Regions from separate parts of the Homo sapiens genome. Here all the other regions are linked to region 3. A link is a contact called in ENCODE Hi-C or POLR2A ChIA-PET data. All regions are on one chromosome and are shown on one strand. The core of a region is the stretch at or near the end of the contact, and the rest is flanking DNA. Distances in the headings are between cores, read along the strand shown.

Evidence for each region. A loop is a pair of places that touch in the nucleus more often than their neighbours do. ChIA-PET counts read pairs that join two places held with the same protein, here RNA polymerase II (POLR2A). Pooled maps may share reads with other maps.
Region 1: a map of PC-3 shows a loop between it and region 3 (2.7-fold over the local background). The contact joins two enhancer-like sites. A Hi-C loop is called at or near these places in 1 of 168 maps with a recorded cell type or tissue (PC-3) and 6 of 50 pooled maps. POLR2A ChIA-PET finds 5 or more read pairs at or near these places in 17 of 52 experiments (AG04450, CD4-positive, alpha-beta memory T cell, Caco-2 and 13 more).
Region 2: a loop to region 3 is called in a map of CD4-positive, alpha-beta memory T cell, with 2.8 times the contacts of the local background. The contact joins two enhancer-like sites. A Hi-C loop is called at or near these places in 4 of 168 maps with a recorded cell type or tissue (CD4-positive, alpha-beta T cell, CD4-positive, alpha-beta memory T cell, naive thymus-derived CD4-positive, alpha-beta T cell and 1 more) and 8 of 50 pooled maps. POLR2A ChIA-PET finds 5 or more read pairs at or near these places in 8 of 52 experiments (A549, CD8-positive, alpha-beta memory T cell, HepG2 and 5 more).

What each region holds. Positions count from the first base shown.
Region 1 is chr11:9,363,093-9,366,745 of GRCh38, forward strand. No RefSeq gene overlaps it. Among named protein-coding and RNA genes, the nearest start is that of IPO7, 20 kb to the right of the region's middle. RefSeq lists enhancers at 619-1,818, 1,454-2,155 and a silencer at 1,449-1,628. Within about 2 kb of position 1,384, at least 41 of the 41 ENCODE cell types and tissues checked have a DNase peak (open chromatin) inside an H3K27ac peak, as active enhancers do.
Region 2 is chr11:9,168,804-9,172,374 of GRCh38, forward strand. It overlaps DENND5A (DENN domain containing 5A), which reads right to left. Exons shown (of 23, transcript NM_015213.4): 9 at 1,824-1,974; 10 at 1,053-1,146. Among named protein-coding and RNA genes, the nearest start is that of SCUBE2, 79 kb to the left of the region's middle. RefSeq lists an enhancer at 343-1,542. Within about 2 kb of position 1,253, at least 2 of the 41 ENCODE cell types and tissues checked have a DNase peak (open chromatin) inside an H3K27ac peak, as active enhancers do.
Region 3 is chr11:9,278,744-9,282,203 of GRCh38, forward strand. It overlaps TMEM41B (transmembrane protein 41B), which reads right to left. Exons shown (of 7, transcript NM_015012.4): 7 at 1,911-3,460. Among named protein-coding and RNA genes, the nearest start is that of TRL-CAA5-1, 5.2 kb to the left of the region's middle. Within about 2 kb of position 2,093, at least 2 of the 41 ENCODE cell types and tissues checked have a DNase peak (open chromatin) inside an H3K27ac peak, as active enhancers do.

The sequences.
Region 1 (3,653 bases), core at 134-2,633, 84 kb after region 3:
CCATCAAGCCATCTCCCTCCCCCATATATTTATTCCTCTGTGAAGCCTTTCTTCTTCCCCCTCTATTACACTGAGTTGCTCTCTGTCCTGTTCACACTTCGATCAGAGCACTTATTACACAGTATAATGACGACGTGATTATGTATTTATCTCCCCTCACCAGAGCTCTGGAGGGCAGGAATCCGAGTACCACAATACAGGATGCAGAGCAGGCCTAAAATATTTATGGGAAGGATGGGAGCCGGACTATGATGGATCGCTTTAAATACCAGGGAAAGGACTTTCCACTCAAACCAAAATTCAACAGAGTATTAAATTTTCTTGCACAGAGGAATGACTTGCAGAATACAGTGTGCCATAAAAATGCACCCGGTCATTGTGTGAAGTTGGATGGGAATGTGGCAAAACCAGTTAGGAAGTTGCTGAGGTGACTCTGTCCATGGAGAGGAAGAACTACATCTAAAAGGCATTTCAAAGAAAATACAGGCCAGGCACGGTGGCTGTCGCCTGTAATCCCAGCACTTTGGGAGGCCAAGGCAGGCGGATCACGAGGTCAAGAGATCGAGACCATCCTAGCCAATATTGTGAAATCCTGTCTCTACTAAAAATACAAAAATCAGCTGGGCGTGGTGTCGTGCGTCTGTAGTCCCAGCTACTCAGGAGGCTGAGGCAGGAGAATCGCTTGAACCCAGGAGGAACCCAGGAGGGGGAGGTTGCGGTGAGCCGAGATCGCGCCAGCCTCGTGACAGAGGGAGACTCCGTCTCAAAAAAAAAAAAAAAAAAAAAAAGGAAAGAAAGAGAAAATACAAACAAAAGCTGAGATTTGCTGAGTTCCTACCATGTGCTACGCAATGCCAACAACAAGGTGGCATGGAATAATCCTCATGTCTGTTAAGTGGGTGGGGGTAGGAGTGGGGGTAGGAGTAGGGGAGTGTCACACATCTGCAAACGGTAACGTTGAACTTCCAAAGTAGGTCCATCGGGCTCTCAGGACCCGCGGCTGTCCGAGGCCTCAGTTGCCTCAATTAGTCTTAGGCTAACTTCCTCCTTGCGCTGGGGGGTGGGGAATACTTTCCCGTGCGGAGGCCTCAGCTCCTCAATGTACAGAGAAGAGCCTTGCAGGGCCTAAACACTGGAGTTCAGGGATCCTTTATCAAGCTGCCAAACCTTTTCAGGGGCTTGGAAGGACACCTAAGGGCGGAAGCGGGCGCGTTGTGGCCCCCGTGGGGCAGTGGGAAGGCAGCAGGGCCTCGCGGGCGGAGGCCGGAGCGCCGCTGACGCCGGAGCGGAAGCCGCTGAGTCATGGTGGGGGCAGGAATGCAGCGCATTTGGAGAAGGCCCGGGACGCCGGCGGCTCCAGCATTACTGAGCAGTGACTTGGCGTCCGCACCTTCACTGCAGTCGGGAACCACCAGTGACGGCGGTGACCGGAAGAGCTGAGTCACCGCAGGCGACGGCGAGCGACGCCGGCGGGGAGGGGCTGACGCGCCTGGGGCCGCGCGCCTGGGCTCCAGGGCCCCGCGCGTCGCCACGATCCCGACGTTGCAATCCCCGCCAGCTCGGCGGGGGCCGCACGGGGCTGGGTCTCCCGGATCCCGCCCGGGGATTGGAGTCTGAGGCTGAAATTTGAAATCTTGAAGTGGCCCCAAGCCACAAATACTACAGACTGGTTTCAGTGGGAATTAGGACCTTGTGAAAGGAGACAGCAGTGCCCCAAAGACTGGGTAGATTTTGAAGATCAAAGGCACTTGCCTAGGAACAAAAATGATTTGCCTGACTCAGTTCCAAAATGCAGCAAATAATAATTAAAGCGAAACACACACGCACTGTTTTTTTTAAATGCAAGAGCAAAACTTTTAAAATTCCAAAAGAAAATAAATCTTGGTTTCCGAGATGAATTCGTCAAAGGAAAATATCTTGGGGCCCCCATATCACTAAGCTAAAGGGAAAAGTCAAGCTGGGAACTGCGTAGGGAAAACCTGTCTCCCATTCTATTCAAAGTTACCCCTCTGCTCACTAACATAAATGCGTTATCTGATTGCCTCTTTTGGAGGCTGGGTGCGGTGGCTCACACCTGTAATCCCAGCACTTTGGGAAGGAGAGGCGGGCGGATCACTTGAGGTTAGGAGTTCCAGACCAGCCTGGCCAACATAACGAAATCCCGTCTCTACTAAAAATACAAAAATTAGCCGGGCATGCTGGTGGGCGCCTGTAATTCCAGCTACTCGGGAGGCTGAGGCAGGAGAATCGCTTGAACTCGGGAGGCGGAGGTTGCAGTGAGCCGAGCTCAGCCACTACGCTCCAGCCTGAGCAACAGAGCCAGACTCCCTCTCAAAAAATAAGATTAAAAAAAAAAAAGAATCCAGGCTGGGCACGGTGGCTCACGCCTGTAATCCTAACACTTTGGGAGGCCAAGGCGGGTGGATCACCTGAAGTCAGGAGTTCGAGATCAGCCTGGTGAACATGGAGAAACCCCTATCTCTACTAAAAATATATAAATTAGCTGGGCGTGGTGGCGGGCGCCTGTAATCCCAGCTGCTTGGGAGGCTGAGGCAGGAGAATCGCTTGAACCCGGGAGCAGAGGTTGCAGTGAGCCGAAATTGGGCCACTTCTCCCCAGCCTGGGCGAAAGAGGGAAACTCCATATGAAGAAAGAAAGAGAGAGAGAGAGGGAGGGAAGCTCAAAAGAATGCAACCATTTGTCTCCTATCTACCTATGACCTGGAAAGCCCCCATTTCCAGACCAAACCCGTGTTGATCTTATATATGTCGATTGATGTCTCATGTCTCCCTAAAATGTAGAAAACCAAACTGTGCTCTGACCACCTTGGGCACATGTCCTCAAGGAGGTCCTCAGGGCACGTATCCTCAACCTTGGCAAAATAAACTTTTTAAATTAACTGAGACCTATCTCAGATTTTCGGGGTTCACAAGTTCTAACAGGATGGGAGTTTTGCAGAGGGAACTTTCCAAAGGTCCCTGAAACTTGCTTGGTGGTACCAGGACTCAGTAGTTTATCTCTTTCTCTAGTTTCTTCCCACTTCCACACTACTGAAGCCAGAACTCATTTTTGTATAATAGTGCTTAATTAGGCTGGACACAGTGGCTCACGCCTGTAATCCCAGCTACTTGGGAGGCTGAGGCAGGAGAATCGCTTGAACTCGGGAGGCAGAGGTTGCAGTGAGCCGAGATCGCGCCATTACACTCCAGCCTGGGCAACAAGAGCGAAACTTCATCTCAAAAATAATAATAATAATAATGCTTAATCAATTTTGTTCAGGTTTCTTTTTTAGACAAAAAACAAGTATATTATAGAATTTTCTCGGGATGGTGGGGGGAACACACTCAATTACAGTCGCTAAACCAGAAACCACAATTACTTTTGCTTCTTTTCCTACATTTTGTTCACAAGAAGAAGTTTTTGTTTTTGTTTTGTTTTGTTTTGAGATAGTGTCTCACTCTGTCGCCCAGGCTGAAGTGCAGTGGTGCGGTGTGGGCTCACTGCAAGCTCTGCCTCCTGGGTTCAAGTGATGCTCTCACCTCAGCCTCCCAAATAGCTGGGATTACAGGTGCCTGCCACCACACCCAATTAATTTTTGTATTTTTAGTAGAGATGGGGTTTTGCCATGTTGGCCAGGCTGGTCTCGAACCCCT
Region 2 (3,571 bases), core at 3-2,502, 110 kb before region 3:
CTCTCTGTGCAAGATGAAAATTACAGGGTCTTTTCTCAAAGATAAGTTACTGAAATAGGCTTCTGAAGTTAACACTCATTTTCACAACTTCTTTGCAACTAAGTAAGGCAGGGTCTACAACCTGAAGTTTATAACTAGAAACTTAAGAAGCAAGTTACAGTAGAGCTGAGAAACTCAGCTTACAAGCAATGAAGATTCAGGAGGTAAATTCAAGAATCTTGGGTTTCCAGGTACCTGATAATAATGTTCCTCTCCTTTAGTCTTTTAAAGAAGAAGAAGAAAAAAAAAGTCAAGATTATCTGTTTCAATTTAAGGTAAGAAACAGTAGGAAAAAAACTCTAACAAAATTAACTTCTTTCTGGGCTGGGCGCAGTAGCTCACACCTATAATCCCAGCACTTTGCGGGGATGAGGCAGGCGGATTACCTGAGGTCAGGTGTTTGAGACCAGCCTGGCCAACGTGGTGAAACCCCGTCTCTACTAAAAATACAGAAATTATCTGCGCGTTGAGGTGGTGCCTGTAATTCCAGCTACTCAAGAGGCTGAGGCAGGGGAATTGCTTGAACCCAGGAGATGGAGGCTGCAGTGAGCCGAGATCGCTCCACTGCACTCCAGCCTGGGCGATAAAAGCGAGACTCTGTCTCAAACAAAAAAAGAATTAAAAAAAATTAACTTTTTTCCTATATACACACGCACACACACACACACACACACACACACACACACAAAACTCACACCAATTTTTAAAGGATTTCTCCCAAGTTTCAGACTCTTAACTTCTGAGGTTCCTATTGAACTCCTCAGGGAGCATCATGCATGAGAAATTACAATCGGTTAGTAGCTAGCTGGAATTTGCAAAACATCCCACATTCTGATTTGTGATAACCCAGGCCCAGCATTAGATATCAGGAACTAGACCTATTATTAACCCTTCTTTATGGGGTGAGGTCATTGCTGAGACGTTTGAATCAGACCAGAGAACAGGAAATGAGAAAGAGAAGGAGTGCACAGCATGATAGCAAGGTCATCCTTATCATTCTTAAGGTATCTTACCTCCCTCTGGTCATTATCTAAACGCAGGTGTTCTGTGTGCTGCTTCTGCCGATCTTTCCGCCTCCACTGGGCAGGGGCATTCCTTTTCGTCCACCTAACACAATCAGAACCAAAGCAGGCAATTAATAATGTCTCACTTAAAAAGCAATGTCAACTAACAGGAGAAAACATGAATGACTACGAGTCAATGCTGGACACAGGAAATGACCTAGATGTCACCAGAGACAGCTCAGAGACCTTGAGGAAGAGCAGATTAAAGATGAGTGACTGGACATGAGAGAGACACCTCCTCATGGAACATGTCTCTCTTGAAACATCTACAAACACTTGACATATAGATCTAAAACTATATTCACTTAACTCTATCTGGGCTTTGATACAGTCATCTTCAAAAGTAACTAATGAGTAATTCTGCTAACTTACCTACTTTTCAGTTCAGGTTCTGATTATTTCAACTGCCATTTATTAAATACAATGCTAGCTTGCTGTTGAATGGGATCCAGGCATGAGATGATTTTAACCCATCTGCAGCTTTTTGCAGGTCCTAGACATATGGAGCTATCCCAATCTGCATAGTGGAGGCAGAACTGAAAGATATTCTGTCACATACTTTCTTGTTCAAATAAGCAAACCACCTAGATAGTCTGGGTCTTCTCCATATCTGCTTTAGAAAAGTACAAGGTCTTCTAGGGGTAACAGCCCTAGCCCAGATACTAGATGACCCTATTACAGCTAGGGAGTTGGATTAGTGAATCCCTGGGGTTGACTCACTTGTTGCTGGCTGGCCCAGTGGAAAGTACATCAGACTGCAGCTTAGGGAAGAAGCCCGGCTCATATTTCCCTTGTCCAATCTTCATGTCAAGTAAATGTGGGTGAATTGCAGTATGGTCAATTTTTGCCAGACGCAGCTCAATTGCTTTCTCTGGATGAGAATACACACACACACACACACACACACACACATAAATACACACACAAATAAATCAAGTCAAACATTCTTTAAGAATCTAGCTACTCTTCCATTTCCAGCCAAGATAGAGTAAAAGGGACTGATTTTCCTGCCTAATAGGAAAAAACCCATGCAAAATAATATAAAATGATAAACTTCAGAATACTGGACATCAGGCAATGAAGGGCAGGACCCTGAGAAACAGGTAACAAATGAGGTAACCCCTAGAACTATCCCAGCTAACTGCTTAGAGAAAGCTTCCAGGCTGTGGCACAGGGAGGGGAGTTCTAGGCAGAGACTGGTGGACTCCCTGAGTTAAGGAGACCAAGGTGGCTAGAGTTCATATGAACAGTACCAGAGAAGAGAGAGAATCCAGGGGATCTGCAGGGCATTCAGCAGGGTAATGGGTCAGTTCACGCAAGTAAAGAAACTACTCAAGGCTGGAGAAAGAATCACCGGAAAGGATTAGGAGAAACAATACAAAATGCTCACACAGGGCTGGGAATAATGCCTGTCCCCACCTGCCAGACTAGAAAACCTAATCACTCATGGGGCACTGAGTAAAGTACTCAGAGGGTCTTGCCTCAGTAGTAGATAATTAATCACAGCCTAAAGGATGCTCTGGTCCTGCCAGAGGAAAGCACAAAGAAATCAAATTATTTCTAAGTAACTTAACTACATCCCAGAACAAAGACTGAGAATATTTATAGGAATATGGAAGTGTCCAGGACTCAAATAGTAAAATTCACAGTGTCTGGCATCTAATCAAAGATTACCAGGGCCTGATAGCTTACGCCTGTAATCCCAGCACTCTGGGAGGCCAAAGTGAGGGTATCATTTAAGGCCAGGACTTCAAGACCAGCCTGGGCAACATAGTGAGACCTCATCTCTTCAAAAAAAAAAAAAAAATGAGCCAGACATGGTGGCATACACCTTTATTCCTAGCTATTCAGGAGGCCAAGGCCAGAAGATCACTTGAGCCCAGGAGTTTAAGGTTATGGTGAGCTATAATTACACTACCGCACTCCAGCCTGGGCAACAAAGCAGAACCTCTTAAAAACAAACAAACAAACAACATCAACAACAAAAAACTAGAAACATGGAACTCAAACTTCTGAAGATGAAAGCTGTAATATCTGAGATGAAAAATACACGGGCTGGGTTAAAAGCACACTCAACAATGCAGGAGAAAAAATAAGTGAGCTTGAAGCCATAGCAAGAGAAATGATCCCAAAGAAGCCACAGAGAGAGAGAAAAAACTGTTGCCATTAAAAGAGTATCAGCGGTTCTGGGATAACTACGCAATCCCAGATATTACATGTATGTGTAACTGCAGTCCCTAAGGTAGGGATGGGGAGAACAGAAAAATTACTAGAAGAAATACTGGCCAGAATTTTTACAAATTTGACGTAAACAAAAAATCCACAGATCTAAAAAGCACAATGAGCTGCAAGCACAAGAATCATGAAGGAAACTACACCAAGCCACATCATAATCAAATTGCTCAAAATCAGTGATAAAAAGAAAATCTTAAAATCTGGTAGAGAAAGTAGACATTTTGTATATAGAG
Region 3 (3,460 bases), core at 843-3,342:
TGGTGCTCACTGCAAACTCCGCCTCCTGGTTTCAAGCAATTCTCCTGCCTCAGCCTCCTGAGTAGTTGGGACTACAGGCGTGAGCCACCACGTCCAGCTAATTTTTGTTATTTTTAGTAGAGACAGGGTTTCACCATGTTGGCCAGGCTGGTCTCAAACTCCTGACCTCAGGTAATCTGCCCATCTTGGCCTCCAAAAGTGCTGGGATTACAGTCCTGAGCCACTGTGCCCGGCCTTACCTAAACAATTTAAATTGCTTTAGAATCTTCAAAAGCCGGCTGGGCTTGGTGGCTCACGCCTGTAATCCCAACACTTTGGGAGGCCTAGGAGGGTGAATCACCTGAGGTCGGGAGTTCAGTCTGACCAACGTGGAGAAACCCCATTTCTATTAAAAATACAAAATTAGCTGAGTGTGGTGGGTGGCACGTGCCTGTAATCCCAACTACTCCGGAGGCTGAGGCAGGAGAATCGCTTGAACCTGGGAGGCAGAGGTTGCAGTGAGCCAAGATCGCACCGTTGCACTCCAGCCTGGGCAACGAAAGCGAAACTCTGTCTCCAAAAAAAAAAAAAAAAACCTCAAAAGCCAACAATTACAAGTTTTAAATATTTTAGCCAGGCACCGTGGCTCACGCCTGTAATCCCAGGACTTTGAGAGGCCGAGGCGGGCGGATCACGAAATCAGGAGATCGAGACGATCCTGGCTAACACGATGAAACCCCGTCTCTACTAAAAGTGCGAAAAACCAGCCGGGCAAGGTGGCAGGCGCGAGTCCCAGCTCCTCGGGAGGCTGAGGCAGGAGAATGGCGTGAACCCGGGAGGCGGAGTCTGCAATAAGCCGAGATGGCGCCACTGCACTCCAGCCTGGGCGACAGAGAGACACTCCACCTCAAAAAAACAATTTTTAAATATTTTGTTGTTTTTTTTTTTTTGATACAGTCTCGTACTCTCGCCCAGGCTGGAGTGCAGTGGCGCCATCTCGGCTCACTACAAGCTCCGCCTCCCGGGTTCATGCCATTCTCCTGCCTCAGCCTCCCTAGTAGCTGGGACTACAGGCGGCCGCCACCACACCGGGCTAATTTTTTGTATTTTTAGTAGAGACGGGGTTTCACCATGTTAGCCAGGATGGTCTCAATCTCCTGACCTTGTCTCCACCCGCCTCGGCCTCCCAAAGTGCTGGGATTACAGCCGTGAGCCACCGCGCCTGGCCTGTTTTGAGATGGAGTCTCACTTTGTCACCCAGGCTGTAGTACACTGGTGTGATGTTGGCTCACTACAACCTCTGCCTCCCGCGTTCAAGCGACTCTCCTGCCTCAGCCTCCCAAGTAGCTGGGATTACAGGTGCACACCACCACACCCAACTAATTTTTTATTTTTAGTAGAGACGGGGTTTCTCCATGTTGGCCAGGCTGGTCTCGAACTCCTGACCTCAGGTGATCCACCCACCTTGGCCTCTGGAAGTGCTAGGATTACAGGTGTGAGCTACCGTGCCCGGCCATTTCATTGTTCTTAGTGGTGAAAATGTACATCGAAATTTAAGAATATACTTTTATTCAACGAAGAGTTTGTTTTTAGTTTTTTGAGACAGAGTCTGGCTCTGTTGCCCAGGCTGGAATGCAGTGGCACAATTTCATCTCATGGCAACCTCCACCTTCTGGGTTCAAGCAATTCTTCTGCCTCAGCCTCCCAAGTAGCTAGGACTATAGGCGTGTGCCACCACACCTGGCTAATTTTTCATATGTTTAGTAGAGACGGGGTTTCACTGTGATGGCCAGGCTGGTCTTGAACTCCTGACTGCAGGTGATCCACCTGCTTCGACCTTCCAAAGTGCTGGGATTACAGGCGTGAGCCACCTTGCTCGGCCAGAGTTTTTTAATGTAAGTACTTCCATGAAATAAATCCCAAATGTGACATTTAGGTTTCTCCAATACAATTTATTATTATTACATTTTAGCTTGCATTTACTAAGTGTCATGGAAATATTATACTCAAAATAACAGAGCTCCAGAGAAAGACAGTTAACTAAGAAAGAACAGTTTCACTTTCTTAGCTTGTCAACTCCTAGTTAGCCTGCTTGCCTCCGCACCACAGATGCTTGTCTTCTTGTGGTTGTTACCACAAGCCAAAGCTTGAATTTACATGGGCATCAGGCCAAGTCTGTAAATCCGTGAAGACAGGCCATCAACTGCATTGAGGGTACAGCCTTGCTGAAGGGTCCTTTCTTGACAGTCAATGATGATGAATCTGGAAAAACTGTCTATTCTCTTAGGAGAAGAAAATATACCCCACCTAAAGTCGCAGCTACCATTAACAAAAAAAAAAATTAGCAAAGGGAAAGAATCAATGGTAAGGACAGTAAATATACTCTGAGAATAGAGTAAGTACAATTTACACACGCTGGAGTAAATAGTGAAGCTTCTACTGAGTTCTACTGAGTCTAAGCTCTTTTATTTTTAAAATTCTGATAAAAATTTACTCAATTACATTTTATACATTAATATTTAGTGAATTTGTCCAAAAAGGCTATGTTTAATTTATGTGTAAAAATAACAAAAGATGTATCAGTCAGTCTCTGGGCAATAAGAAAGGAAGAAAGCCTTGCTAGAAATAATAAATAATCTCACGCAAAAGGCCAGGTGACATAAGAATACTACAATAATCAATATGTTTTCTTTGTATTTACAATAAAATCCATCTGTTAACACTGTGATAGAAAAAATAATCAGTCCACATCATGTAATAAAAACAGGCTTTGAGGATGATTATACCTCTTATAATAAAAACATACAAGGATTTCTCACAGCTAAAGTACTTTTCAACTTTGACAACTAATAACAGTCATGGGTGAAGGTAAAACTGACAGAGTACTTTAGATCAGCTATGTCCTACAGTCAAGGAATCAAGGGCATTACCCATTTACCAAGCAGCAAAAAGCACTTTCATTTTTCCAGAACTATTTAAATACAGTAGTTGCCATGTGATCAGTTAATTTTACTTTGTGAGTTAGATAAAGTAAAGACTAAATTGGGAAACTGCAATAAGTAATCAAAAGTAGCTCCAAACAACAAAGCCATCAATAGAAACAAAAGGCATTTTTCTAGGTGTATCATGCATAAAAAGAATAATTACATAATATTATTAAATATATTCCTTAATGACCAGATTAATAAATGAGGTAAAATTTAGTCATTGGAACAAATAAACTATATTTAATCACTTGTGTTTTGCTGTCACTGTTTAAAATAATTAACTTAATGTCTAAAAACTACATACTCTTGAATGTTTGCTTTTTAGAGCCCCTTGTGGGATATTAAAGAGCCATAACAAATTATCTGAATATAAATTATCAATACCAGGCTGGGCACAGTGGCTCATGCCTGTAATCCCAGCACTTTGGGAGGTGGAAGTGGGCATATAGCCTGAGGTCAGGAGTTCAAGACCAGCCCGGCCAACATGGTGAAAC